Linked DNA regions of Homo sapiens: region 1 is linked to region 2. The links are chromatin loops, found by intact Hi-C in ENCODE. Cell type or tissue: OCI-LY7. All regions are shown on one strand.

What was found. A loop is a pair of places that touch in the nucleus more often than their neighbours do. Peaks named below come from ENCODE experiments on the same cell type or tissue, not always from the same donor. Only the 100,000 strongest peaks of a DNase experiment are listed, where the experiment ranks them.
Region 1: a loop joins it to region 2, with 6 times the contacts of the local background. A loop is called at or near these places in 2 of 110 quality-filtered maps.

Annotation. Positions count from the first base shown.
Region 1 is chr7:138,462,840-138,470,839 of GRCh38, forward strand. All of the region lies in intron 1 of TRIM24 (tripartite motif containing 24), which reads left to right. Among named protein-coding and RNA genes, the nearest start is that of TRIM24, 6.6 kb to the left of the region's middle. RefSeq lists a silencer at 1-39. In OCI-LY7, no CTCF peak of the experiment used is centred here; no DNase peak of the experiment used is centred here.
Region 2 is chr7:137,981,028-137,989,027 of GRCh38, forward strand. All of the region lies in intron 1 of CREB3L2 (cAMP responsive element binding protein 3 like 2), which reads right to left. Among named protein-coding and RNA genes, the nearest start is that of CREB3L2, 17 kb to the right of the region's middle. RefSeq lists enhancers at 446-495, 506-595, 5,214-5,363, 5,694-5,763, 6,896-7,005. In OCI-LY7, CTCF peaks have their summits at 4,991, 5,891 and 6,096; DNase peaks (open chromatin) are centred at 4,734, 5,044, 5,894, 7,114 and 1 weaker place; H3K4me3 peaks cover 4,529 bases; H3K27ac peaks cover 7,015 bases.

The sequences.
Region 1 (8,000 bases), 480 kb after region 2:
AAGCTTAAACCTTAGTTCTTATTTATTTATTTATTTATTTTTTTTTTGAGACGGAGTCTCGCTCTTCTTGCCCAGGCTGGAGTGCAGTGGTGCGATCTTGGCTCACCGCAACCTCTGCCTCCTAGGTTCAAGCGATTGTCCTGTCTCAGCCTCCCGAGTAGCTGGGATTACAGGCATGCGCCACCACGTCCGGCTAATTTTGTGTTTTTTTTTTTTTTTTTTTTTTTTTTGGTAGAGGCGGGGTTACTCCATGTTGGTCAGGCTGGTCTTGAACTCCCGACCTCAGGTGATCCGCCCACCTTGGCTTCCCAAAGTGCTGGGATTACAAGTGTGAGCCACCGCACCTGGCCTGTTCTTATTTCTTAGACACAGTTTAAGGTTGGTTTTTCCTTCCTTCCTTCCTTCTTTCCTGCGTTCTTACCTTCCTACCTTCTTACCTTCCTACCTCGCTTTGTCGTTCAGGCTGGAGTGCAGTGGCACAATCTCAGCTCACTGCAACCTCTGCCTCCCTGGTTCAAGCGATTCTTGTGCCTCAGCTGGGCGCCACACCTGGCTAATTTGTGTTTTGTTTTAGTAGAGACGGAGTTTTGCCATGTTGGCCAGGCTGGTCTCGAACTTCTGACCTCAGGTGATCCACCTGCCACAGCCTCTGTAGGTGCTGGGATTACAGGTGTGAGCCACCCCACCCGTCCTCTTCCATTTATATTTTAAATGGTTAAACAGGCTTGTAGCCAATTAAGATCTGAATTGTGCATGATTATAGAATTATGACATATTGTTTGCCTGGCCATGACATATGGACTTGAATTAATGAGAACATGGGTCGTAAAGTTATCATCCTCAATTCTGAGACAAGTTTGTGATTCCATACTTCTCAAAATGTTCTGTGTAATTACAATCTGAATATTTTTTATCTTTATGCTGTATTGTACGCAAGAGTTCAAAGAAAGCGTTTAAATTGGAAGATGTTTTTGTTTTTATACTAGGAAAAACGTTTTAACAAATTGTACTTAAAAGTACACCTAAAAAGAATTAAAGTTATCTTTAAAAAATTAAAAATGCTATCCTGAGTCTTAGTGACTTGGGTATTTTGTCCCTTTATCTCTCCTTGCATACTTATTTTAATACTAGCTGAAGCAAAAATTTAGACTTTTTTTTTTTTTTTTTTTTTTTGAGACGGAGTCTCGCTCTGTCGCCCGGGCTGGAGTGCAGTGGTGCGATCTCGGCTCACTGCTAGCTCTGCCTCCCGGGTTCAGGCCATTCTCCTGCCTCAGCCTCCTGAGTAGCTGGGACTACAGGAACATGCCACCACGCCCGGCTAATTTTTTTATATTTTTTAGTAGAGACGGGGTTTCACCGTGTTAGCCAGGATGGTCTCGATCTCCTGACCTTGTGATCCGCCTGCCTTGGCCCCCAGAAGTGCTGGGATTACAGGTGTGAGCCACCGCAGCCAGCCAAATTTAGACATTGCTTAACTAAATAACGGGTTCATTTGATCAAACCAGTTCTTCATTTTCCTACTGAATTTGTGAGTACAGGCATCACAAGTCAAGTAATATCTATTACACAAAGGTTAAATAGGTAGTTGGGATGGAGAACTGTGTGAGCCTTGGGGTAAAATGGTAGGAAATGATGGGGAGTACAAGCAGGGGGGCAGACTCTTCTTAGCTATAGCAATTTGTCATGTGAGTGCAGGGCAAGTATTGAAGGATCTTTTATTTATTTAATGCAAATTCTGAATCTGGATTTTTGAACAAAATTTTTCTAGTATTAGATATTGTCAACTAATTAAAAATGTGTGAATATTTATACACATAAATATATATACACACACACAATTAATTTATGGGCCCATGCTATAGGCCAAACAATAGGTTTGTTGAGGCCAAATATGTTATATTTCATACACTTTTTAGATTTCAAAAACTGGAGATTTTCAAACTTTAACACCACTAAACTTTAACACCTAAAAAAAATTTAGATTTTTAGGCCCCTCCCTCCTGAAAATCTGATTCTACCTAATCTGGCGTAGTTGCAGAATGCTAGGGTATAATACAGTTACACTCTAGAATTGTTTCTTTAATGCAAGCAGTATTCTAAAACTGTTTCAGATCTAGTTTCCCTTTCTATAAAATACTTTTCATGCTCTCTTTGTCATCCTAAATGAATTTCATGGGGAAAAAAAATCCTAACACATTTTTCTTACAAAAGTAAACATAATGTTTGAACTGTTTTAAAGGAGAAATAAAATGAAGCAAATAACAGCAGAAAAGTATAATTTATAAATGCTCAGATACAATTACACTGGCCACCAAGCTCCCATTGAGAACATTTGTTTTAAAACTTCGGTTTAACTGTCCTTTTTTCTCAGGCTACATGTTGGAAGGAATGAGGGTGAATGACCACAAGTTAAAATTGGATGACTCCTTCAGTCTTGACTGTCATTTTCTTAGTATGCAGTTATATCTAGGAGAGAGGCAAAACTTTAGGAAATGGATTTTCTTTTACGTATGTTAAGAAAACAAACTGATCTTAGAGAAATGTTATAATATTGTGTAGTATTTTGTGTTGTTAACGTACTGTTCAGCTAATGAGTAGCAAACTGGGAGTTTGAGAGCAGTTTTTTCCTCTCTACCTAAAAGACAATATTGAAGAGCTATTTTTAACAAATACTGAGAACATACTTTTGAAAGGTATTATTTGTCTAGAGAGGGTTAAAATATAAGACTAAATCCCTTTTCCAAGATTTCTTTACTAACTGGCAGTATACAAGATACGTAACTATTCTGGGACTGATTTCTTGGCAAAAAGTATAAATCATCTCATGAGTGCAATCTTTAATGGCAAAGGATTAATATTTAAGAATGATCTGTGTTACCTGTCAGTCCTATATATATAAAAATATACATATTTTTATTCACCTGTTAGTAGGTATCAGTATTTTTTAGTTTGGAGCTATTATGAATAAAACTTAAAGGTATTTGTAGAAAAGTCTTGGTGTGGATACATTGTCATTTCCCTGAGGAAATAACTTAGAATTGGAATTTCTTGTTTTTATGATAAATGTATGTTTACACTGCTTGTACTACTTTATAGACCCTCCAGCAGTTCTCTCCAAAGTTTGTTCACACTCTCCCCAGTTTTGGGTATTGTCTTTAAAAGTTTTTTTTGTTTTTGTTTTTGAGACGGAGTCTCACTCTGTCGCCCAGGCTGGAGTGCAGTGGTGCCATCTTGGCTCACTGCAACCTCCACCTCCAGGGTTCAGGCGATTCTCCTGCCTCAGCCTCCCAAGCAGCTGGGATTACACTACACCTGGCTAATTTTTTTGTATTTTTAGTAGAGACAGGGTTTCACCATGTTGGCCAGGCTGGTCTTGAACTCTTGACCTCAGGTGATCCACCCGCCTCGGCCTCCCGAAGTGCTGGGATTACAGGCGTGAGCCACTGTGCCTGGCCTGTCAGTCTGTTAAATTTTAACCATTCTAGTAGGTGAGAAAAGCTATCTCATGGTTTTGGTTTTCATTTCTCTGATGAATAATGATGAGCATCTTTTCTTGTGCTTAGTAGTCATTCTTTTTTGGTGAGATTTTGGTTTGTCTTTTGCAAATTTCAAAACTTAAGTTGCTTTTTTTTTTTTTTTTTTGGAGACAGCATCTCACTGTGTTGCCCATACTGGAGTGCAGTGGCGCCATCTCAGCCCACTGCAACCTCCGCCATGTTGCTCAGGCTGGTCTCTCAACTCCTGAGCTCAAGTGATCACCCATCTCGTCTCCCAAAGTGCTGGGATTATGGGCGTGAGCCACCACGCCTGGCTGGGAGTTTGCCTTTTTATTGAAACGTAAAGTTCTTTATATATATTCTATATCTAGGTCCTTTGTCAGATACATGTATTGCAGGTATTGACTCTGGCTTGCATGCTCATTTTCTTGGTGTCTTTTGAAGAGCTAAAGGTTTAAATTTTGATTAAGTCTGGTTTATCAATTTATTTTATGGTTAATGACTTTTGTGTCCTATCTAACAATTTTTTGCCTACCCCAAGTTTACTAAGATTTTCTCCACTTTTTAACCCAGCATTTTTATAGTTTTAGCTTTAAAATATAAACCTGTAATCCATTTTGTGAGTTATTTTTTGTGTGAGGTTGAGGTTCATTTTTTTAAAAACTGTATGTTAAAACACCATTTATTAAAGACAGTACTTTTTCATTATATTATTTTGGCATTTTTATACAAAAATCAGCCATCTGTGTGTGGTCTGTTCTTTATTGATTTGTCCATTCAGCTAATACATAATGTTTTTTGATTACAGTACTCTTCTCAGCAAATTTTGAAATTTGACAGTTTGTTCTTTTTCAAAATTCTTATGATTCTTTGAAGTCATTTGCATTTCTTTACATTTTAGAATCAGCTTTTCAGTTTCTACACAAAAGTCTGTCATGGTTTTGATTGGAATTACATTGAATCTAGATATCAATTTGGGTAAGGGGGAATGTGTTTTGTTTTGTTTTGTTTTGTTTTGTTTTTTTGAGATGAGTCTTGCTCTGTTACCAGGCTGGAGTGCAGTAATGTGATCTCTGCTCACTGCAACCTCCGCCTCCCAGGTTCAAGTGATTCTCCTGCCTCAGCCTCCTGAGTAGCTGGGACTATAGGCATGCGCCACTACGCCCAGCTGATTTTTGTATTTTTTAGTAGAGACGGGGTTTCACCATGTTGGCCAGGATGGTCTCGATCTCTTGACCTGGTGATCTGCCCGCCTCGGCCTCCCAAAGTGCTGATATTGACAGGCGTGAGCCACTGCACCCAGCCATAATGTTCTTAACAATATTGGTTCTTCCAATCTGTGAATATGTGTTATCTCTTAAATTCTCGGCACTGTCTTGTGGTTTTCATTGTAGCATTCTTGTACAATTTTTGTTTACATAGTATAAATATTAAACATTTTATAATGTTAAATGATATCGTATATGATATTTTTAAAATTTTCATTTCAAACTGTTGGTAGTATATTGAAATACGATTATTGGTTTCATCCCATTATCTTGCTAAATTCGATTATTAAGTATCTTTTTTTTTTGTTTCAAGGACTCCTTAGGATTTTCTATGTAGTCTACAGGGAGATAGCTTTACTTCTTGCTTTCTATTCTTAATAATTTATGTCTTCTTATTGCACCAGCAAGGACTCCAATACAATATTGACTAGAAGTTGAATTTCAGTATTAAATGAGAAAGGATTTCCTTACCTTATTCCTCATCTTAGGAGGAAAACACTCAATTTTTCACCATTAATATGTTAGCTGTTTTCTATAGATGCCCATTATCAAAATGAAGAAGTTCCCTTCTATTTTTAATATGCTGAGAATTTTTATTATGAATGGGTGATGAATTTTGCCATGTACTTTTCCTGTGTCTATTGAAATGGTCATGCAATTTGTCTCCTTTTTTTGTTAATGTATGAATTACGTTGATTTTTAGATGTTAAATCAATCTTGCATTCTTGAGATATACCTCACTTGGTTTTGCTACAGGTATTTTGAAGCTTTTATGAATTGCCTGCCCTTTTTTAAGGTGAAATGTTCTTTGCTTCCTATAATGCTATGTTATGGTCTACTTTGCCTGATATTAATGCCATTGTTTTTTTAATCTATGTGTTTGAATGGTATATTTTTCCCATGCTTTTACTTCTAGCTTTTTAAAGTATCTCGTAGATAGCGTATAGTTGTCTTACTTTTTTATCCCAGCTTTTAATTTTTGCTTTTGTTTAATCCATTTATATTTTATGTAATTGTTGGTATGGCAAGGTTTAAGACTGACATCTTTTTATTTGTTTTCTCTTTGTTCCTGCTTGGCCTCCAGTATCTTTGCTTCTCTCTCAATCCCTTAGCAGCTGCTCTCTGGTAAACTTCCCATGGACTTGCTCTGCACATGCGTAGTAGCCTTCAGCCAAGGACTTGGCAAAACCCTTACATAGACTACTGGCACCCTTTCTCTGTTCAGCTCCCTTCTCCCAAGTGCTTTGCCCTATATATTCCATCTGGTTCACAATCCCCGAATCTCTCTGGCTCCTTTGCTATGTTCTGCATTGGCTGTAGCTCCATGAACCATGATCACAAAATAGTCCTCAGTTAGGGAATCAAGATTTAGGGGGCTTATTCACCTGAGCTTTTCTTTCCTCATGGATCACAGTACTGCATTGCCTTTTGTCCATTGTCTGAAAAGTTGCCTAAGGTATCTGTCCTGGTAATATACAGTAATTAATGACAGGAAAGCTTGTCTCAGTACTAGTTACTCTATTCCTGGTGGAAAACTGATGTCAGAAGAATGCTTTTTAATTTCATTGTACCTTTTTAAATATACCCAAATGTGGGTAATTTGTAAACTTTCATTTTTAGGTCTCTAGATTTCTCTGTTTAATTTTTCTTCAAGAAGTTAAACTATCAACTAGATGCACAAGTTTTTCAAATTTCTTTCTGCAATGTAACCTTGACCCCTTTCTCAATTTTTTTTTTTTTTTTTGAGACAGTGTCTCGTGCAGTGGCCATCTTGGCTCACTGCAACCTCCACCTCCCCGGTTCAAACAATTCTCCTGCGTCAGCCTCCCAAGTAGCTGAGATTACAGGCACACACCACCACACCTTGCTAATTTTTTTGTATTTTTAGTACAGACGGGATTTTACCCTGTTGGCCTTGAACTGCTGACCTCAGGTAATCCACCTGCCTCAGCCTCCCAAAGTGCTGGGATTACAGGTGTGAGCTGCCGAGCCCTTTCTTAATTTTACTCCAGCATTTTGAATACACACTTAGACCAGTAGTCTCCAAAATGGCATGACTAAGTGCCATTATATTTTATTCTGTAATGTGGTGTGGCACACCACATATGCAATAAAATATCCATTCAGGTGAGGGAAGACATTAGAACTTCTTTTCAGAAATTGAGCTTTAAAGTACTTGATATATAGTTTGTCACAGTCACATGAATAAGCATGTCAAATGGCTACATTTCACATATGCTGTATGGAGTATCCTGAGAGAAGGGATTAAGGCTGCCTCAAGCCCAAATGGTATTTGTGTGAGTTAGAAATTAAGAGTCCTCTTGACATACAGGACCAAAGGATGTGTGCCTTAGGAAGTGGAATGTGGACCCCCATTTGCCTGTAAGTCTACATTTCCCCTCCAGTCAGGCAGTTCCTTGTACTGTATAACCTATCTTAACTGTACACAGCTGCCCTAGAGGTCATGGGATTTCGATACTGCAGACTCTGTTGTTTGTTTTTGCCTCCTACAAGTATAATTTTTTTTTTTTTTTTTTTTTTTTTTGAGATGGAGTCTCTCTCTGTCACCAGGCTGGAGTGCAGTGGTGTGATCTTGGCTCACTGCAACCTCTGCCTCCTGGGTTCAGGCGATCCTCCTGCCTCAGCCTCCCAAGTAGCTGGGAGCATAGGCGTGTGCCACCACACCCAGCTAGTTTTTGTGTTTTTAGTAGAGACAGGGTTTCACTATGTTGGTCAGGATGGTCTCAATCTCTTGATCTGCCCACCTCGGCCTCCCAAAGTGCTGGGATTACAGATGCGAGCCATCGCGCCCAGTCTTTGTAACATAATTTTATATGTACTTGTAAAAATAGGTTTATGGGTTTTAATATCTGTTTTTAACTAAATGTCTGTCAAAAAATAGAAGATTATGGTAGGCCATTACCAGGCCTCTGGCATAAAACCCTTAATCTCATTTCCTAGGGAAGTCCCATATGGAGGCTGCTCACAAAAGCCCCTTAATTTCAGCAGTTTGGGAAGTCCCTAAGTTGTAGGATATAGGGTACATGTATAATAACCTTAAAAAGTGATCGCTTGTTTCAATTAACGACAGAGACAGTTCCATTTAAGTCTGTAACTTCACCAGTGTTGTATAGATGGATGTATACCTGTCATTCTTGGGACCTGAATATGCAATTAGCTGACAAGGGGATTAGCTGGCAAGGAGATCCCTGTCCTATAGAAAGCTGTAGCTGTT
Region 2 (8,000 bases):
CCGAGTCCTTGCAATAAAGCAGGAGAACCTGAGATAAGATCCCAAGCCCTGAGTTCAGGTCCTCACACCTGTCAGGACTGAGCAAAGCTCTAGGAAAACCGGCAGAGTTAAAGCCCAGAGGAGGAGGGGAAGGCCTGCGTGAATGAAAGAAAGAGGAGAGCAAAGGAGACAAAAAGGGAAAGAGAAGGAGAGAAAGGAGAGGAGGAAAAGGGAGCCTGGGTGGAGAATAGGAAGGTGGAGCATGGCAAAGGCCTCCAGCATTCTTTGGGGACTGGTCAGGGGTAGCAGTGACCTAGCCTGAGGATAAACCCAGATTCTATGAGGGCCTGTGCTTTTAAAATGGATTCATGTTTACCAAGTTTTAAAAAGGACTGAAGTGACTTAGAGAAAACATATCAAATGAGGTCAAATAAAATTCAACATGGGTGTAGAGAAGGATTAGTCATGTGGGAGAACCAGGAAGTAGAGAACAAGAAAAAATAATAAGTATGGGGCTAGAAAACAGTCCAGACCCCACAGAAATTAACTAGGAAAAAAGTCACAGACCAAAAATATATACCCATGAGTCCCAGCCTTGCTCTTGAGATCAGTTAGCCAGGCAGGCAGTGGTTTAGCTCAAGGAGGGATGAATGAATGTGGGGGCCAGAGCCCTCCATTTAGAGGCAGAAAAGCCAGCTTCTACTATTGTCTGCTTTGAGTCCGAATCTTGAGAATACTCCGAAATGCCTTTAATAAGCACAGTGGTTTTTCTGGTTTATGATGTAAGACAGCCACTCGTTTCATGTATTCTCCAAAAATAGAGTTTGCTCCAAAAATAAAAAGTAAAAGAAGTCAACAAAGGGTTAGGTTTCGAGTACAGAGGCACAGGGCAGCTTTTGGGGGAAGAGCTCTCTCTCTTTAGTTCTTGGGCAGTAAGCTCACCTGCCAGCAGTCAGGGTCTAATTAGTGCCCAGCAGCAAGAGGGAGCAGAGCTTCTCTGGAATGCTCCAGGGGGATGGGGCTGCACAATGAGGTGGGGGGTATGCTGGTGGTGGACACCAGTGTGCACAGACCTGTTCCTTCTCAGCTTCTACTTTAGAGGTACAGTCTCTGGGACATTAGCTTTTACCACTGTTAGGTCAGCAAACCTTTTGAAAATGTGATGAAAGACACACATATGCACTGCACATACAATGCCCTAAAGAGCATTTCCAGAAGTTCCCAGACCCTCTTGAGGCCATAAACTCAGCTTAAGAACCTTCAGTCTGTAGGTTTTCAACTCCCACAGGTTTCTTTCAGTAGAAAACACACTGCTCTGGTCACCGCCATGAGTCCTTGGGAACCTTATGAAACTCTAGTGAACCCCCAGTGCTATGGGGTTGAATTGTGTTCCCTGCTGATGTGATTTGGCTGTGTCCCCACCCAAATCTCATCTTGAATTTAGCTCCCGCAGTTCCCATGTGTCATGGGAGGGACGCAGTGGGAAGTCATTGAATCATGGGGGTGGGTCTTTCCTGTATCGTTCTCGTGATAGTGAATAAGTCTCACAAGATCTGATGGTTTTATAAAGAGAAGTTCCCTTGCACAAGCTCTCTCTTGCTTGCCACCATGTAAGATGTGCCTTTCACCTTCCACCAAGATTGTGAGGCCTCCCCAGCCACGTGGAACTGTGAGTCAATTAAACCTCTTTCCTTTATAAATTACCCAGTCCTGGGTATGTCTTTATCAGCAGCATGAGAACGGACTAATACACCTGCAAATTCATATGCTGAAGCCCTAACCTCCAATGTGACAGTATCTGGAGACTGGGCCTGAGGGTTAAATGGGCTGAAAGGATGGTGCCCTCATGATGGGATTAGCATCTTCATTGGAAGAGGACATAGCAAAAAGGAAGAAAGAAGATGCTGTCTCTACCACAGGAGGACATAGTGAGAAGATGGCCATCTGCAAGCCAGGAAGAGAGCCCTAACCAGGAACAGAATTAGCCAGCACCTTGATCCTGGACTTCCCAGTCTCCAGAACTGTAAGAAATAAATACCTGTTGTTTAAGTCACCCATCTGTAGCATTTTATTATAGCAGCCTGAGCAGACTAATACACCCAGATACTCTCAATGCCAAAATACAGTCTACCTGTTCCCATGTGTGCCATAAGAGCCTCTGAAACACTAGTCTCCTTATTTCTGCCCCCTCCACCAACCACACGGCCCTATGACAAGGTGGTGAATGCCTTCCAGAGGACTATCTACCACACAGCCCCAGGACTGAGGAGGCTGGCTGGGCCCTCGAAGAAGGAATCTTAAACAAGAGAAGCAAGGGCAGAAATGCAACATCAGAGCTACCAGGCAGTGGGGAAGGGAAGAGAGGACAGAGACTGAAACTTCAGAGGAAACGCTGGTACAGAGCTAGTGGTCTTTTAGACATGTTCCAATAAATCTGGCTAACTTAATACTCCCTCTGCATCCATCAAGGAATCCATAAGCACTGTTGACTCAGGCTGTTCTTCTAAAGAAAACACAGCAGGCTTCAGGCAGGTGTTGTTAAATTGCTCCAACCAGGCAAAGCTGCTGACTCTCACTTAGTATTTTTACACACCATTGTGAGCCGCCAAATAACAGACCTTTATAAATCCCTGGTCAAAGTCAACTCCTCCAAGCCACCTTCCCGGCCTGGCCACTCCGTTTGCTATGGCCTTTCTTCATTGTTCGCATACCTCTCTGCTTTACCTCTCCCCTGTGGTTGTTCTGTCCGCCCTACTAGGCCTTCACTCCTCAGGGGCAGGGACTGAGTCTTGCATGGCTTTTTCATTCCAGAAGGCTGGATTCCAGGTTCTGCACTCAGGGGCGGCCCAGTCATTATTGTTGGCCGGCTGCTTTTCCTGAGAAAGCACAATCGGGCCTTTTGATTCCCATCCGCACACTGCCCGCTCCCTGCCACTCTGCTCTCCAGTGAAGGAACTTCTCGGCCCACTCACATTCCAGGCACAGTTTGGGGATCAGGGGATGAGCAGCCACACCCAGAAGTGCCAAAAAGTGCCACTGAGGTTTTTGGCTGAACAGAAGTAGAAGGAAATAAAGTAGCTCCCTTATCTGTGAGATGCAGGCGTCATTCTCAGCCATCTCACAGGTCCCGACCAGACCTTGGATTCTACAAATTTGGGAAAATGTTATTTTGGGATGTGGTGGACACTGCTGCTTGACCACTCAATATCCATCCTACCCGTCTTCCTTACTATCAGACACCAATTTTATTCAGGGTGGCAAGTATTAAGCTAACACACTCACACCTTCCTGGCCTCTTTTGCAGCTAGGGATGGCCAGTGAAACCTAACGGGAAATCTGCTGGAGGCCTCAGAGAAAGCCCTGGCTTGTCCTAATATAGGTACTACCCTTTCTGCTTTGCCCCGTCACTTTCTTCCACCAGTGAGGCTGATGTTACGCTGGAAGTGAAGCAGTCATCTTGTAGTCATGAGGACAAAGGTGACAAACAGCCTCACGGGAAGGGCCCCGTTGGCCCTGATCAAGCACTACACTAGCCCTGGAGGGCCTAGCTCAGGACTGCTTGGTTCATGAGATAAATAGGCCCTTACATGTTTAAATTACCAAATGCTCAAGCCAAGTGACAGATAAGCTTGTCATCTTCATACTTTTATTCTTCTTATTTTGTTGCTCCTGCAGCTTTTTGTTTGGTTTTTCTAAAAGCAAACTTGGGTCGAGTAATAGTTCCTCAAAAAAGCTATGGGGGAATAAAAAATCTACCTACCAGGATATTTTTCTTTCGGTTGGCAAATACCAAAGAACAAACTTCTCCATGAAAGGAGTCTGCGTTTCATGAAAGATCAAAGGTCTCAAAGTCTCCCAAATTGCAAACTCTTCTACAGTAACGTAGCCCAGTAGAGAAGAGCCATCAGGCAGCTCATTAAAGCTTGTCAGCCTCAATAGCTAACATTTTCTTCCTTTCTCATTGAACTCCATTATCAGCAATGAGTTTTGCGGGGAGCTGGGGGTTTTGTTTGTTTTCTTTTGCTTTTACTTAAAATAAAAATGTGTAACTTAACTTCCAAGAGACATTGAGATTTGGGCACAGTTTTCAGTCAGCTCCCTCTTCAAAGACCTACTGCAATTGCCAAAGCAATAATAAGACATTATGGAAAGGGGGAAGGGGGCCCATTCACACGCCAGAATCTCCATATAACCTCTGTTTGATAAAATGCTAGTTGGTCCAGATAAATGGAAGGCACAGGAGAGCAACTTAGAACCTGATTCCCAAGAAAGCAGGACTCAGAGAGGTTCTCTCGCTCAACAATATGTACATCAACTGCTTGGGAACAGCCAAGGCTAGACGCAGTTCAGGCCAGGGGTCGGAGGAAGAACGTGGCTTAAATGCCTTTGCTGCAGTGTATGGACAGCATTCCAAAGGTGCTCTGCCAGGAAGCCCCAGGCCTCGTGGATGGAGAGCGCTTCAGCTTGTCCCTGACACTGCAGGCAGTAGCCCTACCAGGACTGCTCAGTGCCATCCTGCTGTCCCCTACTCACCTTCCTGCTGTTAACAGACCCCTAAACAGGTCACAATCAGCCCCAGAAAGACTATTTTCATTAGGAAAAAATAATGTAAGTGACCTCAGTGTCCAGTGATAGATGGTGTTTCAGGAAATGACAGGGACATGGAACAAGCCGTCCCCTTCTTGTCTTCCCTCTTGTAACTTAAAGAGTGCTAACACCTGCTGCCAACCCACCCCCTCAAAACTGACAAAAACATTTCAGTTCCTCAGAAGCAGGTGCCTGAAAATTTGAAGTGTTAATTCAGTCATGCAAATCAATACCAGGCGTTGAACCTAAGAGGATTCAGGTAAGAACTGAAGAAATATTTCAGGTCTTTTTCCCTAAATGCCTTTCACAATTAGGCCACAATTCAGAGGTCTTATTCTATTTACTCATTTTATCCATGAGTTCAGAATGCAGCAAAAATTTTCTTCCTAGGCCTCTCAGAAACTATTGGAGAAAAAAAAATAGAAGAAAGGAACCGAATATCCCCCATCTAGCGGCCACAAACCAGACATAGTGACACTTTACTTATGTCATTTATCTTCCTCCACCATGGCCTTGTGAAACAGTCTCAGAAAGGTGCTCACAGTAGGGAGAGCCAGAACCAGATTGTAAGCCTAGACTCATTCATTTGTTCATCCATTCATTCACCAAACATTTTACTGGACACCTACCATGCGCACAGCACTGTTCTGTTAGCTGGAGATAAACAGCAGTGAATAAAAGAAAGTCTCTGCTTTCACGGTGTTTCCATTTTGTTAGACGAGAAAACAGACAAGCACACTTATCAGGGCTTCCCAACAGGTATGCCGGGGAGTGCCCCAGCTCCATGGGACTGGGAAGGAGGGCAAGTTGGCAGCAGAGGCTGGAGCGACTGCACCCCTGAGATGGATTCCACCCACTATGATTAGGCTCATCCATTACTTTGACACAAAGCACCATGCAGATATCATCATTTTCCATGACTGCCATGACAGCAGGGCTCGGGGATACTAAAGAAATCATTTGCCAGTGGTGATAAGGGCTATGAAGTTGTGCTGACCGCAAAATCCCTGCTCCTCCTACCAACTGCCTTTTCCAGTGGTTGAGCAATCTGCAGACAAGAGGACAGTCAGAATCCCACACCGAAACTGGGAGGGTGGGAATAAGAAGCTGAAACTTCCTCATGCTCCATCTACCCAGCCATCCCACCCTCATTTCAGTGTCCTCCTAGAAGTCTGTATTTCAGTCAAAAGGAAACACTGGATTTCGACGTGCCTCATGTTCCTCAGCTTGTAAACACAGCTGAGAAACCAAATGGTTTTTTGGCAGCTACGTTTCTGCCCCTCTCTTAGCACACAAGAAAACGTGTCTGTGAAGACTGCCTTAGAACATGATGCCTCGAGCCCAAGGGCGACCCCACTGCACCATGCAGGTAACATCACAGCTGTGCTGCAGCTGTTCGCCTGGAGCTGGTTTGGGCCTTGGCCTCCTCAGCCCACTGCCCCAGCTCTCCCAGCGGCTCCAACATGGGTCTTGGGCTGCAGGAGAGCCTGGAGAGAAAGCTTGCAAACCCAGAGTGGAACCAGAAAAACAATTCCTGGCAGTGCCTCAGAAATGAATACCATTCAGGGGTAGGAAGTAAAAAGTCAAAACTACAAAGATCGGAGTCAGGTTCTTTGGTTACAAAAAATATATACTGTTTCCTCACTAGATCCCATCTCTTTCCAAAGGATAACATCTACTGCCTAAGTCATCTGTAACTGGAAAGAGGGAGGGAAATGCCGCACCACAGTTTGACTTTTTAATGGTACTGAAATCTATAGGTCTGTGCCTAGTCGTTTGAATAAGTTTTCAGTAGCAAAAAAAAACAAAAAACAAAAAACAGGATACAGTCTTCGGTGTTCAAGGCTTTTGTGGCCAATCTGGCTTCTTGCTGGACTACAAAGGGAGGCTTATCTGTGACTAATCTCTAAAAATTAAGTTTAAATCAAAAGCTGCCACAGGTGACCCCAGCTTATGACTCCATATGCCAAAAGTCTGTAATAGCAGGATGCTGATGGTGGGACAGGTTTTGTGTGTTGGGGAGACAAGAGATACACGGGAGCTTTTTGTATTTCTGCTCAATTTTGCTGTGAACATAAAACTGCTCTAAAATGCTTTCTGTTTTTGGAGAGACAGGATCTGGCTCTGTTGCCCAGAGTGGCGCACAGTGGCACAATCATGGCTCACTGCAGCCTCAACCTCCTGGGCTCAGGCGATCCTCCCACCCCGGCCTCCTGCAAGTAGCTGGGACTATAGACATAAGCCACCACACCTTTCTCTACCTTTTTTAAAAGTTTGTAACACGGGTGGTTCAAACTCACAAGACATTTTCTTACTGACATAATGTGATAAAAAGTCATCTGTTTCCCAGTCAGGCCTCAGAAACCCATTTAATTCACCACACAGCTAAACTGTGGAGTGAATCCTAAACTCTGTGTCTCCTTCAAAGAGCCTGCTCTGCTCTGGGCTGTGAAGGGTGGCCCTTTCCTCCCTGTGCAGTCTGAGGCAGAATTCTCCTTCCTCTGCACCCACCTCTGTCCTCAGTACTCACATGCCCGACCTCAGGCCCAGCTGAAGGGCTTCCTCCTCCCACACCTGTTCCTCATGTCCCTGACAGGCCTGAGGGCCATGACAGGAACAGAGATTCAGTGAAACAGAGAGCAAGGGCAGAACCCAGAATCCAGCCACGGCACGTGGGAGGCACAAGAGGGGAGCAGGGATGTGTCTGGCCAGAGTGCCTTTGCGGGTCCTGAAACCTGGGCATTGCCAGCAGCTGCTCATTTTCTTTGAAGCTACAATTATTTACTTAATGTTCCTTCTGCAGGCTCATATTCTTATTACAAAGCCATTTGTCCTCACCTGTCCTTATTATTATGTCATACAAAAATGGAACCAATTAGGGCTTGTTTCTATGTTTCTACCACTTGAATATTGTTGATGCCTCTGTGATCAAACTCATTTTCGGCATTCAGTGGATCCACCTGATACTTCCTTAGTGGAAGAGTCAGAAGAATAAAGAGAGGAAAAGACTCACACCTTGGAGTCATGTGGTGAATCCCAACACTCTTGAACAGGTTAATGAGTACAAAGGCTATCCTTTTGCAAAGCCCCAAAACTAAGAACTGCAAATGACACAGTCACAAAACAGACACATGCACAAACTCCATCCAGCCGATGGGAAGGACATCCAGAGATAGATGGACTTATCTGGAGAGAAGAATGATGAAAGGACCCTCAGAGGCCAGGCTCAGTGGCTCACGCCTGCAATCCCAGCACTTTGAGAGGTGGAGGGGGCAGGATGGCTTGAGCTCAGGAGTTCAAGATCAGCCTGGGCAACATAGCAAGAAAGGAAGAGAAAGAGAGACAGAAGGAAGGAAGGAAGGAAAAAAAGGAAGGAAGGGAGGGAGGGAGGGAAGGAAAAGAAAGAAAAAAGAAAAGAAAGAGAGAAAGAAAGA